Linked DNA regions of Homo sapiens: region 2 is linked to region 1. Evidence: chromatin loops called from intact Hi-C (ENCODE). Cell type or tissue: OCI-LY7. All regions are shown on one strand.

Region 1 (2,500 bases):
AAATGGCCATCAAGTCCCCACTGTGTGCCTGGCCTTGGACAGCCCTGCTGTCCAAGGTCATCCATAACAGTGGGGGGAACTGAGGCACAAGGGTAGAGGGTAGGGTTGAAGGACTTACCAGGCCACTGCTGTGGCTCTTGCCCAGGTGACACCCACTTCCTATGCCCATAGGGCTGTCCCCTGACTCCCCATTACCCTCTCAGCTCAGTACTTCCAGCCTCCTTACTCTTGGCTTCTGAGACCCTCCAACACAGAAGGCTTGATCCCTCCACCAAGAACACCGTCCTGCTGGGTGCGGTGGCTCAGGCCTGTAATCCCAGCACTTTGGGAGGCCAAGGCGGGTGGGTCACCTGAGCTCAGGAGTTCGACACTAGCCTGGGAAACATGGTGAAACCCTATCTCCACTAAAAATACAAAAAGTTAGACGGGCATGGCGGCAAGTGCCTGTAGTCCCAGCTACTCGGGAGGTTGAGGCAGGAGAATCGCTTGAACCTGGGAGTTGGAGGTTGCAGTGAGCCACTGAACTCCAGCCTGGGCAACAGAGCGAGACTCCATCTCAAAAAAAAAAAAAAAAAAATCACTGTCCTCCCAGATCACAAGGCTTAGTGCATGCAGGTCCCCACAGAGGTCCTCAGCTCTGTGTAGTCAGGGCTGGAGGGCTGGGCAGGCTGGAAGGGGCTAGGCTCTGCCCAGAGGTGGGAGATAGAATGTATCATGGAGGACGGGACTTTCAGGATGCATAGGAGCTCTCCACACAGACAAGGGACAGAAAAGTCGAAGAAATCACATGTGCAAAGGTCTGGAAGTCACACTGCTTCCTGTTCAACGGAGGGTAAAAGGTGCCAGGAATAACTAGGTACAGGTGAGGCACGGTGGCTCACACCTATCTATAATCGCAGGACTTTGGGAGGCCACAGTGGAAGGATCTTTTGAATTCAGCAGTTTGAGACCAGCCTGGGCAAGAAAGCAAGACTTTGTCTCTACAGAAAAAGTTTAAAATTAGGGCGTGATGGCATGTGCCTGTGGTCCCACCTTCTTTGGAGGCCGAGGTGGGAGAATCCCTTGAGGTTGAGTTAGAGGTTGCAGTGAGGAGGTTGCAGTGAGCCATAACTGTGCCACTGCACTGCAGCCTGGGCGACGGAGCGAGACCCCGTCTCTAAAAAATAAACTGGGTACAGCTGAAGTTAACATAAAAACTAACCAACATATGTTGGACACTAGCTTAGTTTGGAGGTCCCCCAAGAACCAACCCTGAGACAATGACTGTAGGAAACGTGGGATATCTGGGAGAGACCTTTGGTGAGGGTTAGGGAAAGGAGAGGAAGGTAAGGCCCCCTGCATCCTGCAGGGGGCACCAACGAGCAGAGTCCCCCACGTGGGAGGAGACAGGCAGTGGCACCACTGGGTGCCAGGCCTTGGCCAAACAGGTGGCAGCAGCCCCTCACTGAGCCCTGGGGACAGCCCCTATGAGATATTGATCGTCTTTGTATATAAGAAAACTAAGGCTGGGCACAGTGGCTCACGCCTGTAATCCCAACACTTTGGGAGGCCCAGGTGGGTGGATCACCTGAGGTCGGGAGTTCGAGACCGGCCTGACCAACATGGAGAAACCCCGTCTCTACTAAAAATACAAAATTAGCCAGGCGTGGTGGTGCATGCCTGTAATCCCAGCTACTCGGGAGCCTGAGGCAGGAGAATCGCTTGAACCCGGGAGGCGGAGGTTGCAGTGAGCCGAGTTCATGCCACTGTACTCCAGCCTGGGCGACAGAGAGAGATTCCATCTAAAAAAAAAAGCCGGGCGTGGTGGCGGGCGTCTGTGATCCCAGCTACTCTGGAGGCTGAGGCAGGAGAGTCGCTTGAACCCGGGAGGCAGAGTGAGCCGAGGCCACACCATCGCACTCCAGCCTGGGCAAGGAGAGCAAAACTCTGTCTCAAAAAAAAAAAAAAAAAAAGGAAAAGAGAAAGAAAACTAAGTCACCTGCCTGTGTCACATAGCCGGGAAGCACCCAGAGCCGCCAGGAAGGCAGCAGGGGTAGTTTTGGGGCCCAGAATTGGGGCTGAAGATGTCAGCCAGGAAATGAATGGAATAGCCCATATAGCTCCCCACAAATGGAGGCCTGGGTTTGAATCCCACCTCTGACTCTTCTGAGACCTTAGACAAGGTTCTGAATGATCTAAGCCTCAGTTTCTCCGGTAAAATAGGACTAAAAACCGCGCCCAACCCCAGGCTATCTGGAGAATCAAGGAGATGGTACCTGGGAAGGGTACGTGGGGAAGGGCTTGGCCCACATGACCATATTAGGGTCTTTCTGGCTGGGGATGAGAGAAGGTCGGGGACCAATGGTAATCGATCCGAGGGAAGAAGCCGACGGGAGGGCCAGCCAGACACGACTGGGCACACAGGGCCTCGGACGCCAGGCAAAGGAGTGGGGCTTCACCCCAGGACGATGGGGAGCCCCGGTGGGGTTATGAGCAGGGCAGAGAGCCGATCAGAGCGGCG
Region 2 (2,500 bases), 150 kb after region 1:
CAGTGGCTCATGCCTGTAATCCTAGCACTTTGGGAGGCTGAGGTGGGTGGATCGCCTGAGGTCAGGAGTTTGAGACCAGCCTGGCAAACATGGTGAAACCCTGTCTCCACTAAAAATACAAAGATTAGCCGGGTGTGGTGGCAGGTGCCTGTAATTCCAGCTACTCGGGAGGCTGAGCGCAGGAGAATTGCTTGAATCCAGGAGGCGGAGGTTGCAGTGAGCCGAGATTGCTCCACTGCACTTCAGCCTGGCCAACAGAGCTGGACTTTTGTCTCAAAAACAAAAAACAAAAAAACACAAATATATATATATATATACTTGTGTGTGTGCGTGTGTGTGTGTGTGTGTGTGTTAACCACAGAAAAACTGCATTCATTCATTCAGTCAGTCCAGTCAGTCACTCAATAAGCACTCCTTCTTGCCCACTGAGGGGTTGTTCAGGAGGCAGTTCAGTGTAGGAATTCTCCAGATGGAGCAGCGGATTTGAGACCTCTCTGGTGGCTCTCTCCAGCATGTTCCCACATGCCCAACCCAACCCTGGTTCAGGGAACCTCTCTTTCCCCAGGATTCCAGTCAAAGCCCCAGGGAGGGCTCTGATAGGCTGAGCTTGGGTCACATGTACACCTTGAACCAATCACAGTGGCTGAGGTGGATAAACGAGTCTGAGTCACATGTCCACCCCAGGCTGGACTAAGGGAGAACTTTGAGGCAGAGCTGCCCAGAGTCAGAACAATTGGCCATTGCAGGACATGAGCTTCTCATCACTTGGGGTGTGCAAGCTACAGCCTGAAGTTCACTTAGTGTAGGACTGCCAGATAAAACACACGACTTCCCCACCCCCATTGACTTCTGCCTTCTCAGGGACCTTCAGCCCGAAGAGTGGGGAGCTTCCCTCCATGTGGCCAAGAGACCCTGATGCCCCTGAGGGGTCATCTAAAGAGGGTGTTGAAGGATGCATAGGAGTTTGCCAGGAGAAAATCTATTCATTCATTTAACAAACTCACTCGTAGTCATTATTCATTAAATAACATTTAAATTAAATTCCCAGTTAAATTGGAATTTCAGACAACCAACATATTGGTTTGTGTTTTGTTTTGTCTTGTTTTGTTTTGTTTGAGATGGAGTCTCGCTCTGTCACCCAGGCTGGAGTGCACTGGCACTATCTCAGCTCACTGCAACCTCTGCCTCCCAGGTTCAAGTGATTCTCCTGCCTCAGCCCCCCGAGTAGCGGGGATTACAGGCGTGCCCCATTACGCCCCCTTAATTTTTGTAGTTTTAGTAGAGACGCGGTTTCACCATGTTGCCCAGGCTGGTCTCAAACTCCTGACCTCAGATGATCCACCCACCTCAGCCTCCCAAAGTGCTGGGATTACAGACATGAGCCAGCACACACGGCCAACACATTGTTGTTTAATGCAACTATGTCCCAAGTACTGAAGGGGGCATACTTACACTGAAAAAACATTCATTGTTTATGGAAATTTAAATTTAACTGGGTGTTTGCTTTGGAAAACAGCCTGGTTGTCTTTTACAAATTTAAAATATAGAGTTGCTGGGCGCAGTGGCTCATGCCTGTAATCCCAGCACGTTGGGAAGCCAAGGCAGGAGGATCGCTTGAGCCCAAGATTTTGAGATCAGCCTGGGTAACATGGCGAAACCTTGTCTCTACAAAAAATACAAAAAATTAGCTGGGCATGGCGGCATGTGCCTGTAGTCTCAGCTACTCCGCCCTCCAGCCTGGGCGAAAGAGCAAGACCCTGTCCCAAAACAAAACAAAACAACCCAAAACATAGAGTTACACCATATGACCCCGGAAGTCCATTCCTAGGTAAGTACCCAAGAGAACCAAAATATATCCACAAAGGCAGGGGGCGGTAGCTCACACCTGCAATCCCAGCCTTTCGGGAGGCCAAGGTGGATGGATCACTTAAAGGTCAGGAGTTTGAGACCAGCCTGGCCAACATGGTGAAACCCCCGTCTCTACTAAAAATGCAAAAATTAGCTGGGAGTGGTGGCGGGTGTCTGTAATCCCAGCTACTCAGGAGGCTGAGGCAGGAGAATCAATTGAACCTGGGAGGCAGAGGTTGCAGTGAGCCAAGATCCCGCGACTGCACTCCAGCCTGGGCATCAGAGCAACACTTCATCTCAAAATAAATAAATAAAGAAATAAATCTATGCAAAAAGTTGTATGCCAATGTTTATAGCAGCTCTATTCAGAATAGCTACCAAAATGTGAAAAAATCCAAGTGACCACCAACAAATGAGTGGATCAACAAAATGTACATGTACATATATACAATGGAATATTATTTGGTCATGAAACGGAATGAAGTACTGATATTTGCCACAACATGGGTGCATCTTGAAAGCATGATGCTGAACGAAGCCAGACACATAAGGCCACATGTTATGTTTTCATTTTTATGAAATATCCAGCACAGGAAAATTCATAGAACAGGAAGCAGATTGGTAGTTGCCAGGGGCTGAGAGAGGGGGAATG

What was found. Peaks named below come from ENCODE experiments on the same cell type or tissue, not always from the same donor. Only the 100,000 strongest peaks of a DNase experiment are listed, where the experiment ranks them.
Region 2: a loop joins it to region 1, with 2.5 times the contacts of the local background. A loop is called at or near these places in 2 of 110 quality-filtered maps.

Annotation. Positions count from the first base shown.
Region 1 is chr19:17,945,134-17,947,633 of GRCh38, forward strand. No RefSeq gene overlaps it. Among named protein-coding and RNA genes, the nearest start is that of CCDC124, 13 kb to the left of the region's middle. In OCI-LY7, a CTCF peak has its summit at 1,316 (motif pointing right); a DNase peak (open chromatin) is centred at 1,388; H3K4me3 peaks cover 368 bases; H3K27ac peaks cover 950 bases.
Region 2 is chr19:18,093,032-18,095,531 of GRCh38, forward strand. It overlaps a transcript of IL12RB1 not described here. Among named protein-coding and RNA genes, the nearest start is that of MAST3, 3.5 kb to the right of the region's middle. RefSeq lists a silencer at 599-678. In OCI-LY7, a CTCF peak has its summit at 1,468; a DNase peak (open chromatin) is centred at 620; H3K27ac peaks cover 2,135 bases.